Linked DNA regions of Homo sapiens: regions 1, 2 and 4 are each linked to region 3. The links are chromatin contacts, found by Hi-C or POLR2A ChIA-PET in ENCODE. All regions are on one chromosome and are shown on one strand. The core of a region is the stretch at or near the end of the contact, and the rest is flanking DNA. Distances in the headings are between cores, read along the strand shown. Region 1 overlaps SYT16 (synaptotagmin 16). Region 2 has its middle 34 kb from the start of HIF1A. Region 3 overlaps PPP2R5E (protein phosphatase 2 regulatory subunit B'epsilon). Region 4 holds the start of ZBTB25 (zinc finger and BTB domain containing 25).

Region 1 (3,680 bases), core at 488-2,987, 1.4 Mb before region 3:
TAGAACATGGAAAGGATTAAATGACTTGCCCAGTGTCATAGAGCTAGTAAGTGGTAGGCCTGGGCTTCCTAAGGAAATACGAACCCAGAGAACCATGAACTTTCACCCAGACTATGTGGGAAAGTTTCATTGATGGATGCACATTTTGAGGCATTGTATTATAATTTGAAACGAGATCTCTAAATTAGCAAGTTCTGGTGTTCAATTGCATAAATAAGAACTGGTTTGCAATAAGAATCAGATCAAAGTTTAGTTACAGGTAAGGATCATGCCTTCAGAGGAAAATAGAATTATTATTGACATTATTTATAATTTGTTAGTGGGGTGGTTCATTATAATAAATGCAGCCTAGCTCAGTTTTCCCAGTAAGGTCATCAGATCTGAGTGGCTGCATGTAAATTGCTACCCAAGGGTGACATTCCATAAAGAGGGATGTGTGTTTGAGAATAGGTAGCACCAGTCCAGTGGTGGGAATAGATATTTATGCAGTCTGGTCTAAGCCAGGTATTTTCATATCAATGAAAACCTCACAACAACACACCAGCAAGTAGGCACATTAATGTGCATTTTTAAGCTAGACTACCGAGAGGCTGGTCTATTTGGCCAGGGTAAAAAAGCTAGTCAGTGGTAGAGTTATGATTTCAATTTAGGTGTTCTGGCTCCAGGCTCAGTGTTGCTGTTTACTAAAGGGCTGTGGAGGTGTCCTCCTAAATCCTTGCTGCTCAAAGTGTGAGCCGAGGCTAGCAGCGTCAACATCCCTTGTGCCTGTCCCAGAAATGGCAGGATCTCAAGCTCCACTCCAGACCTACTGAATCAGAATCCTCAGATGATTTAGGTCTACATTAAAGTTTGAGAAGCTCAGCCCTAAACCTTTTCTCCCACTTAGATTGAAAATATACTGAAGCATCACCTTCCTGGGACTCCCATCAAAATTCTTGTCTGTAGAAAGCTCTTGCCTGTGGAGAACAGGCTCAGGCTCAACCATCTGTATTTAGGGACACAAGGAAAAGTTGCCTATGGACAATTGCCTGTTGACTTAATTTTAGATTTAGCATCTCAGTTGGTTTCAATGATCCTGGGCAATTGTGCTTTTTGAGAGGCAGTATATATGAAAACACTTTGCAAAAATATAAAAGCTTTAGTTATCCATTCCAAAAACATTCACGAAGGCGCACCATATGCTAGGCACTTTGCCGTCAAAGAATTCACAGTTTAATGCAGCGATAGACCAGTAAACAGACCTATCTGATATAGAGGGAATACACTGGCAGTTAGAAAGCAGGGATTCTGAAGGAGCACAAAGGGGCACCAACTGGCCAAAATGTAATTGGGTATCATCATTTCCATTTCTAATTGTTTCCTCTGCCTGCAACAGGAACAGGACAGGACCAATTTGCAGGTGCCATCCGGGGTCTCAGAGCCCATCTCAAAGTGTGGTGACCTAGATGTCATCTTTGAATATAGAGCCGCCAGCCAGAAGCTCACAGTGACCATTGTGAGGGCACAGGGCCTCCCAGATAAGGACCGAAGTGGTGTCAACTCCTGGCAAGTTCATGTAGTGCTGCTGCCTGGTAAGAAACACAGGGGCAGGACGAACATACAGAGAGGGCCCAACCCCGTCTTCAGGGAGAAGGTCACCTTTGCCAAGCTGGAGCCCAGAGATGTGGCTGCCTGTGCTGTCCGCTTCCGCCTGTACGCTGCCCGGAAGATGACCCGAGAGAGAATGATGGGAGAGAAACTATTCTATCTCAGCCACCTGCACCCAGAAGGGGAAATGAAAGTGACTCTGGTTCTGGAGCCAAGAAGTAATATAAGCGTGAGTATGTTAAATGGTGCTGCTAATGATGTGGTGTGTTCGAAGACCTGGGATTGTCAGCCCTTGATTTAGTACGTTCAGTCTGTGAATTCAGAGACTTTAATTTAATTTTCCATTTGGCTCTCCTCACCCTTGTAAGCCATGATTTGCACTTCATGGTACAATGGGTCTTTCATGCCTGTCTTCCTGATAACCTGATGGATAAATGCCCTGTCCATTTTAGGACAAAATAGCAGCAGTGTGGTAGAGGGCATGGAGAAAAACAGGGAAGGTGGCTTGGCCCTCTGGATTGTGGATAACTGATCCTACTCCTCCTGCCCCCAATCTGCATCATGATGAATCTCAGAGATGGGACTTTCTGGGCAAGGTTCTTAACGGGTATGCTGGGGCAGACTGAGAGAGCAGCCCAGAACTTCAGCTGCTTCTGAAACCTTTCATTTGTGTTACTACCGTCTTCCCTCATACCCCATTTCCCTGCTTGCCACAGGGTTTCAAGGAAAGGTGTCATAATTTACATGCCTACAGGATGGGCAGCTCACTACTGCTGTGGGTTATATGTCATGTAGTATGCCCATCTCCTTTTACAAAACCACGTTAACAGATCAGGGAGCTCTGTAGGCTCTGGATTCAATCAGTCATTCATTCAGAGATGTTTACTGTCAATTATGGTATAGGCAAAGTGGATGCAGGAAAGAACTAAGCAGGCGATGCCTCTGCCCTTGGAGAGCTTGCAGTCTAGTGGTGGCCAAGTAGGCAAGGAGACAGAGTGATAGGCTGCCGCTTGTTTAGAGGATCAGAGAAAGTTTCTTTGAGGTGGTGATAAAACGCCGGAACTCAAAGCATCGAGAGAGCGAGGCTGGTGCTGTGAGGAGGATGAGAGTTCCAGACAGAGTGAACAGCACATGCAAGCAGTCAGGATGTGGGGTGGCCGGGGGAGTGGGGAAGCTTGTCATATCTGAGGAAGAACAAAGGAGACAGAAAGTCTGGACTGTAGTGGTGGCAGATCTGTCTGCTTAAATGTCCAATGATGTCTCAAAATTAACGTCTTCAGGCCTGAAATCCTGATTTTTGCCTCCCTAAATCTATTCCCCCTGCAGTCTTCTCCATGTTGCTTAAAGGCAGTTGCATTCTTCCAATTGCTGGGGTCAAAAATCTCAGAAGTCATCTGTGACTTTTCTGTTTTCCACCTGAAATCCTATTGGCTCTATCTTCAGGTACAACCAGAACCTGGCTCTCTGCTGGATTACTGAAATAGCTGCTCAGCGGTGGTCTTTCCACTTCTGCCTTTGCCTCTACAGACTCTTCTGGACATGGGAGCCAGAATGAGCTTTTTAAAGTTATAAGCCAGATGATGTCTCAGCTCTGCTCAGATCTCCCTTTTTTCTTAATATCTGAGTAAAGCACATCGGAAATGATGGAAAACAGAATGCAGTGGAGATCAGAAGGGATCCTGCGTGATAGAGCTTGGGAATGGGGATGATCACACCCATATTTATGCTTGCTAGGCCCTATGCTGTGTGCTGGTGGCACGGAGTTGAATGGGGAAAATGAGCTAGTGTAAAAGAACTTTGCAGGTGGAAGTCTTTCATTCACCAGTTATTTGTTGAGCACAGTTATGTGCCAGACATTAGGCTATGCACCAGGGACTGAGAGATTTATACGGATTCAGAATTTGATGGGAGAGGCAAGCAGTGAGTGACAGGTGCCACAGCGGGAAGCTTTTATAGGAGCACAGGAGGGGGAGTGAGTCTCACTTAAGAGTAAGCAAATATTTCATTGTTGAATTTTTATCTTCTAGACAGCAGGGTCTGTAAGACATCTATCACGACCACCTAGCCCTGCCGTTTACAAACTATGTTCCATA
Region 2 (4,240 bases), core at 1,635-4,134, 1.8 Mb before region 3:
CTGGAAGGGTGGAGAAAGAACAACAGCCAGTTTATGAAACCATTAGAAAGTATTTATAGGACCATGCTTATATCATTTCGTAATAACTTACATGTTATTGTCTGCTTGTATATTGTGTGATCTAAGAACAATTTCCAAATTAAAATATTGTAATTGTTCCCATTAAGTTTATCTTGGCAGATTTTTTTTTTTTTTTTTGAGACAAGATCTTGATCTGTCACCCAGGATGGAGTGCAGTGGTGGCACAGTCATGGGTCATTGCAGACTCAATATCCTGGGCTCAAGTGATTCTCCCACCTCAGCCTTGTGAGTAACCGGGACTACAGGCACGTGCCACCATACCTAGCTATTTTTTTTGTTTGTTTGTTTGTTTTAGAGACAAGGTCTCATTATATTGCCCAAGCTGGTCTTGAACTCCTAGGCTCAAGTGATCCTCCTGCCTTACCCTTCCAACGTGCTGGGATTATAGGTGTGAGCCGCCATGTATCCTGACAAATCTTTCTTTTTACTACTCCTTTAAGTGGGACCTGTAGTTGACCCAATACTCTGAACCGAATATATTCACCTGAGAGAGAAAAAAAAAAAAAACTCTGCCACAAATAAAGCAAAACTGTAACAAGAAGCCTTGGTCACATTTGTTGAAGACTAGCATACTGCTGGCTAGTCTGTCCAGATATCTGAGAATGGATTAAATGGCTTTCTGCTGTTCTTTTTAGGATCAAGATGCTATGAAAAGCTTTAGTATTTGATACATTTCAAGGGAGAAAAGGCTGAGTTTACTTATTTTGAAATGCTATGTGTCTTTGTACTTAGGTGAATACATGTGAGTATATTTTAAATTAAATTCCTTTCAACTATTTCAACTATTTTTACAGACATCATTTACTGAGAGGACAAATGGGTAATATAATAAAAATTGCCATGGGTGGAGGTGAAATGTTGTAACTTACAAGCAGTAATTTATCTTCCTGCTGGCATGTCAGGATATGGTGATGACTACACTTGTTGTTCAAATTATTTCCTAGTAACAACCTCAAAGGAAACCATGTTGAGTCTGAAACCATCTTGCATTTGAAAGCCTGTGTGGCCTTCTTACAGATCACATTTTCAAAGAGGTCAGAAGTCAATGTATATGTAGAATTTCAGACACTGTACCATCTTCCACAGGGATTACACTCAGAGGCCTAAACATGTCACAGGAAAAGTTGTTAGACTGTTTAAAGAAAATCAACAACCAGGCACAGTGGCTCATGCCTGTAATCCCAGCACTTTGAGAGGCCAAGGCAGGCGGATCACTTGAGGTCAGACATTCGACACTAGCCTGGCCAACATGGTGAAACCCCGTCTCTACTAAAAATCCAAAAATAAGCCGGGCATGGTGGTGGCGCATGCCTGTAATCCCAGTTACTCAGGAGGCTGAGGCAGGAGAATCGCTTGAACCCGGGAGGCGGAGGTTGCAGTGAGCTGAGATCGTGCCACTGCACTCTGGCCTGGATGACAATGAGACTCTGTCTCAAAAAAAAGAAAAAAAAAGAAAAGAAAATCAACTGGAAGAGGGTAAAAGGAAGCAAAATCTCTCTGCAACATTGGGGAGTGAATTTGCACAAAGGACGTTCCAAAACATCCATGAAGTTGACTGGAAAAAAAAATAGAAATACAAATGTAAAGTTTAAAGGAGCCCATGAACCTAAGGAAACAGATACTGGGGATTTTTGAGCTGAATACAAAACCTCTGAGAAGCAAAAGAAAAAATATGTTTGCCAAGAGGCGTCCTTTCCATATCTAAAGCAAAACCCACAAATACCCATGAGTAATATCATGCAGGTTATGAAGTTCCTATGCAAAACCAGCAACATTTTCATAAACCAGAATTGTTGGAACAGTTGCAGATATTCATTTAAAAAAATCTGACTGTATAACAGCTCTGAAACGCAAAGCTAGGCCACAAAAGTACATTTCACCACATATGTCAATTTTCTTGAACCCTCTCACTATCAGAGTTGCCCAGGTTTTAAAGTTCCAAAGTTAGTAAAGAGACTGTGAATCAGACACTAAAATATGTTCTTCTACTTTGTACTGTAGCAATGCCATATTTAAGAAAAATATGAAAATGAAACCAAAAAGCAAACAAGATTGTGGAATTCCCTGACATTGTATTATATTTTACCAGCAGCCTCTGTATTACACACTGGAATAGCTTAAATGTGTCTTTTTCAATTAATTTCCCTTTTTTTCCAGAAGAATAAAGAAGTACATTTATTACAGTAAATAAAGTTGGCATTGCTCATATTAAACAAACAGGATGTCTGAACTGTATGCATTAAAAGATTTCAGAATGACAAGGCAAGCAAATTACACATATTAGTGCTTATGCTTTCAGAAAGAATGGAATGCTCGGAAAGTACTAAATCACACGTAGGTACTAGAACAAGAAAAAAATGACAAGGGTGTAATTGGTGGTGAGGGTGGGAACTTTTTCTCGCTTAAAATACATTGGGCTCATTTGTGTCTGCAATGCATCAGTTCCCAGTGCAAGAAAAAAAAGCCACGAATATGGACAGACTCAAAGTCTTCTCCAAATGGAAGATCCAAATCAGAACCTTTGAGGAGGTTTGCCTCAGCACCTTCTGTAGAAGTGGTTGGCAGACACACAACTAGACACAAGGTAACATGGTAGAGCAGTGTTGAGAAGAGGATCCGCAGTGGTCTCCACTGCCCTGGCGGTGACCTTCTCCTCTGACTGTTCTGTATGTAACGGGACTGGCTTGTGCAGGCTGTTCAGCAAACCATAGGTCTGGTTTGCTATCCCCTGATCTTGTAGGTCATGTGATTGGACAAGCTCATTTGCCCTTGGGTGGATGGTGTTCAGTGACCCATCTTGCTGAGTCATGCTAAACCTGTTGAGCATGCAGCCTTAGTGCTTTAATGAAAGTGCCCTTCGTTGCATTTAGAAACAGTGACCCACCCTCTCCCTTCTTTGCTCTGTGTCTAAGTGTCATTGACACAGGACAGGGTTCCACACAGGATGTGATTCATATGAGCCAATCTTGAGTAGGTTTCTTGTGGTTTTTAGTTTTGTTTTAGTCAAAAGAAGGGAAACTTAACCATTTCCAATAGGTTTGATGAAGGTAAAAGCATTTCCCTCATTTTTCTGTCCATGCAAAAGAGCATACTGGGAGACCACAAAAGCCAAGGCGATTTGTGGGCCTATTCCCCCATTTCTCCCACCAGGTGTGGGAAAGAAGCAGAAATTTATGGCTTTGAATGGATTCTACAGATGCCAGAGTATAAGAAATTTCTAATCATTAAAAAGACCTCAAACGTGGCCAGGCGTGGTGGCTCACACCTGTAATTCCAGTATTTTGGGAGGCTGAGGTGGGCGGATCACCTGAGGTTGGGAGTTCGAAACCAGCCTGACCAACATGGAGAAACCCTGTCTCCCTTAAAAATGCAAAATTAGCTGGGCGTGGTGGCGGGCGTCTGTAATCCCAGCTACTCCGGAGGATGAGGCAGGAGAATCGCTTGAACCCAGGAGGTGAAGGTTGCGGTGAGCCGAGATCATGCCATTGCACTCTAGCCTGGGCAAGAAGAGCAAAACTCTGTCTGAAAAAAAAAAAAAACCCACAAACTTGTAAGGACCTTTAGAGTTGACCGAACACTTTCACATTAGTAATTTCATTTGTGCCATACAGCTTGCCCATGAGATAAGTCAGGGTTGGCCTCCTCTTTATGTGAGTTGATATTTTTAAAAATTAGAATGTACCGTAATACGCGTCCTGTATAAGTGATGTTCATTGTACAAGTAATTTTCATTGTTCCCCACTAGTGTAGATAAGGAATGTCCATAGGAAATTTTGTAACAGAGGCCATCCTCCAGCCCCCACAAATACATGCCTCACCCTACCCCAGTATATATGGAAGAATATGTTCAAGAGAAAGTGGCTGTTCACACCTTATTTTAATTTTTCTGAAACAGGAAGCAGGCAGAACAGCGGGGAAAAGGGAAGCTAACTCCTTCTTCCCCTTTCATTTTCTCTGGGGCTATGATGCAAAGCAATGCTACAGAATATTTTAACCCCAGCCAATCACCATAAGAGAACACATAATTAAAAGCATCAGAGGTAAGAGTTAAAGAAAATGATTTTCTAAGCTGTTTGCTTGTTTTGAAATAGAGACAGAGTCTCAGTATGTTGCCCAGGCTGGTCTCTAACTCTTGACCTCAAGCAGTTCTTCCACCTTG
Region 3 (3,959 bases), core at 295-2,794:
TAATACATGTTAATATTCCCATTTTACCTGTAAGAGAACCAAGGCTGCAAGATATTCAGTTTTATTATTCTGGGTCAATGGCTAACGTGTAAAAACAACTTCACTACAAAGAACCAGAAGGGATAATTTTACACCAAAATGAAATACTTCCTCCTCTCCATTTATTTGGACAGATAAATGTGGCAGTAGGATTATAAAGAATAAACAATGATTTTTGTCCTCCTCATCTCCTACCTCCCCACACCCCCCACTTTTTTTGAGACAAGGTCTCACTCTGTCACCCACGCTAGAGTGCAGTGGCACAGTCACAGCACACTGTAGCCTCGACCTCCCTGGCTGAAGCAATCCTCCCATTTCAGCCTCCCAAGTGGCTGGGATTACAGGCATGCACCACCACACCTAGCTAATTTTTGTAGTTTTTGTAAAGACAGTGCTTCACTATGTTACCCAGGGTGGTCTTGAACTCCTAGGCTCAAGGGATCCTTGCCGCCTGGACCTCCCAAAGTGCTGGGATTACAAGTGTGAGCCCCTGCATCCAGCCTCCTACCTCCCTACTTATAGCCCAGTTCCAACCCCAAGGCACACAGTATTCCACAATCACACTCTGCACTCATAACCTTTCCATAAGTTTAAAAAAAAAAAAAAACCGACTTGCCCTCTGATAATGTGGTGATTGATTATCCTGTCTACTAAAGGGTTAAGGGGTTATCTCTAGGAAGAACATATTTATATTATTAAAAAATACTTCATAGTGACAATAACAAAATGGCTTCATCCAATTGCATAATTTTAATAGGAATTTCCAGCATAAAACAAGCAAATTATCTGAAGACTCTATTGACACCTAATCTACTTTCACAGGATCATAAAAACAAGCCTTTATCAACAGATTAAAAAAAAAAAAAAACGTGGCTGAGCACAATGGCTCACACCTATAATCCCAACACTTTTGGAGGTTGAGGTGGGAAGATCAACACAGAAAGACCTCCGTCTCTACAAAAAAAAAAAAAAAATTACAGCATCCTAATAAAAAGATAAAATGTCTAATTCTGAAATTTTGACAATCTACATTGCTTGCTTGTACCATTAATGCACCCTGATATTACAAAGGTGACCAAGCAATAGCTTCTGAGCCATTTTTTACCCCACCCTGAAGTCCAAAGCAAGCATAGCATGCAGATGACAACATTTCTTTGAAAAAAGCCAAGTGGGGCAAGTTCAAGAGAGACCACTCTGAATGACATTCATCTAGATTCCAGAAACTCTCATATTACATAAATCTGCAAAAACACGCACCAGGCTCTCTTTGAGAATGGAGAGTACACATAAAAATGCGTAAGTTTCAAATTTCTGATAAAACCAGATGTCTTATGTATAGATTGTTCATAGACCCAGATGGGCCAGAAGAACCTCATTCATACAACTCTCACAAGTTTTCAGAATCTATCCTCTATTGAAAATATCATGATCTCCTACAGACAATACACTCTTTCAGGATCTTGACTATAAGCAATGTCAAAATACACTTGTTAATTAATGAATGAATAACCCAAAATAAACAAGAGTCACTGAAGACAGGTCAGGTATTAGAAAAAGATACGCATTCTAAAGAGCCATTTCCTGTTTCACAATAAATAGTTTCTGAAAATCTTGAATGAGTCATCCCTTCCCAGTCATATCATGTATACATAATAATAGTAAAAACTTAGTAAGCACTTACTCTGTGGCAGTCACTATTATAAGGAGTTTACATGTATTAACTCCTTTAATCCTTTCTACAATGCTGTGAGGTAGGTATTACCAACCTTATTTTTACATATAAAAATTGGCCCAAAGATATTTAGCAACTTGCCCACCATCACACAGCTGGAAAGGGGGCCCTGCTGAGCTTCAGACCTCCACAATCTGGCACCTGTACACTATCCCACCTCTGCTAAAGACTAATGAGAGCTGGCTTATCACTACTGATCATTTTTGTTTTCATCTAATATCTACAACGTACACTGGAGGGACCATCTGGAAGGGTTAATCTTCCTAATCTTCCTAACAGACTCTTTAACATAGATTGAGGAAGACAAGCATTCTGTCATCTATCTCCTCTTTGTACCAAGCAAAATGCAACTACCAAGGGTTAGAAAGATTCTCCAGCTGGCCTGTTATTTCTGTTAATATTTAAAAGCCCCCTTAGGCTGGGCACAGTGACTCATGCCTGTCATCCCAGCACTGTTGGAGGCCAAGGCAGGTGGATCACCTGAGTCAGATGTTCAAGGCCAACCTGGCCAACATGGCAAAACCCCATCTCTACCAAAAATACAAAAATTAATCGGGCATGGTGACAGGCGCCTGTAATCCCAGCTACTCAGGAGGCTGAGGCAGGAGAATCGGCTGAACCCAGGAGGCGGAGGTTGAAATGAGCTGAGATCACGCCATTTCACTCCAGCCTGGGTGACAAGAGTGAATCTCCATCTCAAAAAAAAATAAAATAAAGGACCCCTTTACATTAGTGTTAAGTCTCTCAAAAGATGATTCAAAGTCTTCTCTAACCTTCCAGCCTTCTCCTTTGCACTAAAGCTGGCTTACTTCAAGACTTCAACCTTGTTTGGATTTAATTTACTGTTCAGGAAAATGTAATGACACAGAAGTTTGGTTGTTTCATTTTGTTTTGAACACCTGACATTTGTTGAACTTGCATATGATTTGGAGTCTAACTGAGAGTTCAAACCTGTATTATCACCAGCACAGCCTAAGGTCAATTAGAAAGCCAGTTAGGTTGAATTGCTTTCAGCTAGTGATGGGACAGAAAGGAAGCATGAATAGAACAAGGAATAAACAAAGGAAAGGTGGAAGATATTTTAGACAAGAACAGCACAGAGGTGAGAGTGAGCACATTATGGGAGAAATTATAAGAAGATATGCATGTCTAGGGCATGGAAGACAGGTGACTAGAAAGAGTGGGAAATGAGAGGGAGGAATGAGGACATACCTGGCCAGAAAGGACTTTACAAACTGCAGGGTAACCTGGGTTTCATGTGGCTGACAACACAGAAATGTGGGACAGGAGCAAACATAATGAGAAGTGTTTTAGCGGGGGCTGAAGGGAGGCAATCAAATTAGCCAAAAACAATGTCATCAGAACCAAGTATGAAGAGTTATGAGGGCTTATACGAAGTTGATGGCCGTGGAAGAATAGAAGAAAAAGAAGCTGAGATACCAGAAGGTAAGAAACAAAGGGATTTTTTAAATTACATTAGATATAACAGAAAGGAAAGATAGTCAAAGATTACTAATGTTTCCAGGTTGGAAGAATGATGATACTGTTGGTAAAAATGAAACAATCAGACAGAGAAGTTAGTCAAGGAAGTTCATGAACTGTAGTGGCAACAACAGAATGTGAGGTAACTCCAAGGGAGAAAAAGACTCGAAATAGGACTGGAAACAAGGGGCTATAAATTAAACGGTAGAGATTCCAGAGTTTTCCCATAAAGGTGAAAGTTGAAATCAAAGGAACAGATAAGCTCAATGACTGAGTAAGGGGAAAACGAAGAACAGAAGGTTAAAAATGGAACCATGGGGCAGCTAGAGACAAGCTAAAGAAAACTCAACAATGAGGCAGAAAACTCAGGATAGGAAGGGACAGAGAACCAAGATGATGAAGTGCCCGCAAAAACAAGAAGTAAAGCTCTGAGACATTTCCCAGTGCTAACAGTGTACTAAAGATATACAAGAGTAAAACCTTCCGTAATTTTAAAGAAATGCCTCTAAATGCTAATGAAACAACCAAAACAGCTCTCTAGGAAGTCTGAGAAATGTCTGATGCAATCAGACTCAAGAGGCTGAGACAGGGCTAATTGTAATTTGGTTTTGGTGTGGATTTTATTAAATGAAGAAGAGTAACAGGAAAAGGGGATGACATGGAGAGAGAAAATCAAGTCTCTTAAAGTTTTTAGAAACTTGGGAGT
Region 4 (3,906 bases), core at 435-2,934, 1.0 Mb after region 3:
CCCACTGCAAGTACTCAGTAAACAGCGGCCAACTTGAGCAGAATCCATCTCTACTACATGCAAATAAGACATTCAAGGTAGGACTGGACAAAAAAGGTGTTAGCAGGTTACGTGGGTTCCTTTCTGTTTTCTTCCTGACCACACCTTGATATTTCACTGACTGCCAGCTCTCAGAATTAATCTGTTCCATGTCATATCCCATCAGTGTTCTGTTCCCTATTAAGGAGTTGATGTCCGATAACGGATTCACGATTTACCCTTAACTAAAATATATCCAGATTGTTAAAGAAGACTTTGATGCCTTAACATAAGGAAGCAACCAATGCTGCAAATAATAGAGAACAGCAATGAAACTTTCAGGGGTGGCTGGGGGGTGTAGGCTTTTAGTTCCAAAAATACACCATAGGCGGCCTACCTCACCTAGAAATACCATCAAACCCACACAGTGGCCATGCCTGACTTCTCCATAACCTGAATCAAGCCAAGTATATATAATGACCTCCGCCGGATACATTCTCTACAGGTGAGTGGGGTAAACTGGCACTGCGGTCCTGGCATGGTGGAGAGTGCAATCACCAAGGTGTCTGGAGCCTTGGAGTCTTAGCTATCAAGAGGTGTAGCTAGCTCCAGCTACATCACGCTCTTCAGGCCTGGTGTCTTCTCTGTAAAACGAGAGGGATGAAACAGATTTTCTATAAGGCACCTCTCGGCTCTAAAATTTAAGATTCCAAAGTGTACTTTACATACATGACAGAATCTTGTGAGAGGATCAACAGCTCTGCCAGGACTTGAGTCTCAAGAGAAAGAATGCCAAATTTAATCCCTTGGGGTGATGCGGGCGCTAACTGTTGAAACATGCTAGGTGCCGTCAGGTTCCAGGTACTACGTTGTGCTATGCGCTGCCTCCGCAACTGGTAACAACTGATTACTCCAAATACTGAGTGCCAGAGAAGACGGTGATAAGATGGGTCAAGCTTCAAAAAGAAAAACCGGATATGCTTAGAACAAGATAAACATAATTTGAAGATAGAAAAGGGGGGGATGTCTTCTTGCCCTAGAAACGAGGTAATCACAAGCTGGGAGTGGAAACAGTAGCCGCAGCGTCCTCCCAGCATCTGGAAAGTCGCCCGCTCGTAAGAGGGGTCGGCGCTACCCGAGGGAGGCCGCAGGCCTACTGGGGTTTCCTGCTGGGGGTCGCACCCGGACCCGCGGCCGGGACGGCTCTGCACCTTCGCGGCACCCCGTGTGCCACCCTGAATCAGGCCCCGGCAGCCGCTCCTACGAGCAGCAAAGGGTGGTTCTGGGTATTGTCGGCCCAGCGCTCACTCGCGGATGTATTTTCCTCCTGTGCCCTGCCTGACATCTCAATCGGACCAAAAACACCCCTCTCCCCAGCTACTTGCATCTGTCCCGCGACTGGTGCAGCTGCAGGCCGCCGCCCTGGGTGGCTCGCGGCAGGAGGGACTGAGCCCGGGGCAGCCCACAGGGGCAGGACCGCGTCGCTTACCCAGATGCCGCCGCGGCGGCAGGCCGACTCCTCCGTGCAGGAGGGGCGGGCTCCCAAGCCGCGCACTGCAAGCAGTGGCGCCGGCTCACGCACCCCTCGGCCGCCTCTCGCGCGGCTTCCCGCGCCGGCAGCCCGCGATGGCCCCACGTGACCGCGTGTCTGGTAGCAGGGGAAAGAGGGGCGCCAGGGCCGGGGTGTGCGTGCGTGCGTGCGTGCGTACGTGCGCGCCCTCCCGCCCGCCCGCCTCAGTGGCCGGGCGGGGGTCGGCCCGCGCTCTGAGTGCCGCCGCCACAGTTCGCAGTTGTGACTCTGTAGGCGGAAGCATAGGGACAAGCCTGAGCGTCACAGGCTCCCCACAAACAACCGCGTGACCCGGGGACTTTCCCCAGGGTGTGCAAAAGCACAGGCACCCCCTCAGTTCTGGGGTGAAGGTGGGGGTGGGGAAGGATGCGCCCGCGTGTTCGCTGGGGAAGGGATGAGGGCGCGGGGCCAGGGAGGCCGAGCCGCGGGAGCCTGGGTGGAGAGGCGGACTGGGCGAGGTGGGGCATGGCGGGGGAAGTGACTCAGGGCCAGAGGCAGCAGGCCCACGGAAGGTGGGGTCGGGGGGGCGCGGGGACTGGGCGACCCTGAACCGACGGGGCAGGGCGAGGTTGCCGGAGCACTCGAGGCGGACCGCGAGTGACGGCCCAGCTGCTGGGCCCAACGGGCAGGGGTCTGACATCTGGACGGAGTGGGAAAGCAGCCTCGCATCCTGCCCTGGGGAGTCGGGAGGAGCCCAGTTCCATCCAGCTGTGCAAACAGGAGGAGGAGGAGGTCCCAAGCCTACCCTTGAGAGGGGCAAGAGGGGTGGTCAAGCCGCCGCCGCCGCGACGGCCCCCGCGGTGCGGGTTGCGCCAGCCTCCTCGGAGCTCGACGCAGAAACTTGTTGCAACAAACAGGCGACCGCGGGTGCCCCTAGCAGCCAGCGGCAGAGTGGGTGGGCGGGCGAGAGGGAGGGGAAGGCTGGCGGACGCCGCAGCGAACTGGTGGGCAGACCCGGAGTCGCCGCGTAAGCGGGGCCGGCTCAGTGCGGTGCGGCAGGCGCGGCTGTGCGGCAGCGGAAGTCCTTTGTTGCAGCACAGTCCCTGGCAGAGCCAGAGCCTCTCCGCGCAGCCCAGCCCGAGCGCCGAGCGCCGCGCGCCGCCGCCACTGCAGCTCGCGGCCCCTTCGCCTTCGCCCGCCTTTCCCGCGGCTGATTTGCCTTAAACTCCCTAAAATCTCCGCAGCTCTGGTTCCTGTTGCGGCCGGTAAGTATTTGCCAGTTGTGGGGCTATTTGCGCAACTTTGGCCCAGGCCGGAGGGCGACGGGCCGCGGGCCTGGCGGAGTGCGGGGCCGGAGGGGCGCCGATCCGTGCGGGGAGCCGGAGCGCGGCGGACGCGCTGCGAGGACCCGGTGACGGGCGGCTGCCAGGCCGCCTGCTTGTTGCCGGCGCGTCAGGTCCCGGGCGTGCGGCCTCCCTGAGTCGGAGGCGAAGCCCCTACGGAGACTAGTTCCCAAATTAGTTACCTTCTTTTCTTTCTTTCTCTGCCTTTATTTTTTTCGAGGGGGGAGGGGAGGTGTAGACGGGAGGCGGGAGAACCCGGTTGATTGACGTGCCTAGAGCCCGCTTCTCTCAACTTACAGCTGCGGCTCGGCGGCGGGTGGGAGGGGAAGTGTCCCGGAGCCCGAGGCTGCAGACTTGGGCGCGCTCCGAGGGAGGAGGCGTAAGATCCGTGCAAATTCTTGTTACGCTGTTTCCCACCCCCTCTCGCCGGCACACACGCTTTTTGTTCAGTAAAAAGTGGAAGGTCTGAGTTTGGGAATTTTAAGTGGAAAAGATCTGTTTCTTGGGAAGGGAGTGCTTTCGCTTGCAGCGGTGGGCGCTTACTAGAAGTTCGGTAAATGTGTTGGATGCAGATCGGGAGTCGTTACTACTAAAGTATGTAGGCAGGGTCTGAGCTCAGCCACCCCACCCAGTCTCCCTTTCTACCTAAGCAACGCGTGTACATGATCTGAAGGGTTGACATGACATTTTCTAAATTGGGCGAATCAGGAAGAGGTTGATGAAAATCCTTGACGTTTTCTGGGGATAGGACATTTGTGTGTGATAACGTTCTTAAGTCGAATTTCAGTGTGGCAGTGCACGCAGATTCTTCATTGGTGTTAGTGTATTTCCATACGGTATGTATCAGTACAAGAAATAGTGTTCCCTTTGACACTCGAACCCAAGGAGTGGTCCGAGGCTTTTTGAGGCAACGTAGGATCAATGTCTCTGAAGCAGATTTGGTGAAGGATGCAGGTCTCATAATTTACAGAGCAATCACAGCCTTCTTTGAAACGGAGAAATTAGATTCTATGAAATTTTGTCAGTGCAGATAGA

What was found. Hi-C counts contacts between places; a loop is a spot of excess contacts on that map. ChIA-PET counts read pairs that join two places held with the same protein, here RNA polymerase II (POLR2A). Pooled maps may share reads with other maps.
Region 1: a map with no recorded cell type shows a loop between it and region 3 (6-fold over the local background). The contact joins two enhancer-like sites. A Hi-C loop is called at or near these places in 2 of 37 single-sample maps with no recorded cell type and 2 of 50 pooled maps.
Region 2: a map with no recorded cell type shows a loop between it and region 3 (7-fold over the local background). The contact joins two enhancer-like sites. A Hi-C loop is called at or near these places in 5 of 37 single-sample maps with no recorded cell type and 8 of 50 pooled maps.
Region 4: a map with no recorded cell type shows a loop between it and region 3 (6-fold over the local background). The contact joins the promoter of ZBTB25 here to the enhancer-like site in region 3. A Hi-C loop is called at or near these places in 9 of 37 single-sample maps with no recorded cell type and 7 of 50 pooled maps. POLR2A ChIA-PET finds 5 or more read pairs at or near these places in 1 of 52 experiments (activated CD8-positive, alpha-beta memory T cell).

The regions. Positions count from the first base shown.
Region 1 is chr14:62,079,459-62,083,138 of GRCh38, forward strand. SYT16 (synaptotagmin 16) reads left to right here. Exons shown (of 8, transcript NM_001367656.1): 6 at 1,376-1,816. Among named protein-coding and RNA genes, the nearest start is that of LINC00644, 59 kb to the right of the region's middle. RefSeq lists an enhancer at 1,614-1,733. Within about 2 kb of position 1,738, at least 3 of the 41 ENCODE cell types and tissues checked have a DNase peak (open chromatin) inside an H3K27ac peak, as active enhancers do.
Region 2 is chr14:61,659,792-61,664,031 of GRCh38, forward strand. No RefSeq gene overlaps it. Among named protein-coding and RNA genes, the nearest start is that of HIF1A, 34 kb to the right of the region's middle. Within about 2 kb of position 2,885, at least 18 of the 41 ENCODE cell types and tissues checked have a DNase peak (open chromatin) inside an H3K27ac peak, as active enhancers do.
Region 3 is chr14:63,469,832-63,473,790 of GRCh38, forward strand. The region is part of intron 2 of PPP2R5E (protein phosphatase 2 regulatory subunit B'epsilon); the gene reads right to left. Among named protein-coding and RNA genes, the nearest start is that of PPP2R5E, 72 kb to the right of the region's middle. RefSeq lists an enhancer at 1,824-1,903. Within about 2 kb of position 1,545, at least 6 of the 41 ENCODE cell types and tissues checked have a DNase peak (open chromatin) inside an H3K27ac peak, as active enhancers do.
Region 4 is chr14:64,502,154-64,506,059 of GRCh38, forward strand. ZBTB25 (zinc finger and BTB domain containing 25) reads right to left here and starts at 1,685. Exons shown (of 3, transcript NM_006977.5): 1 at 1,508-1,685. It overlaps ZBTB1 (zinc finger and BTB domain containing 1), which reads left to right and starts at 2,617. Exons shown (of 2, transcript NM_001123329.2): 1 at 2,617-2,793. RefSeq lists enhancers at 817-936, 997-1,096, 1,867-1,956, 2,057-2,727 and silencers at 1,417-1,846, 2,447-2,706, 2,817-2,926.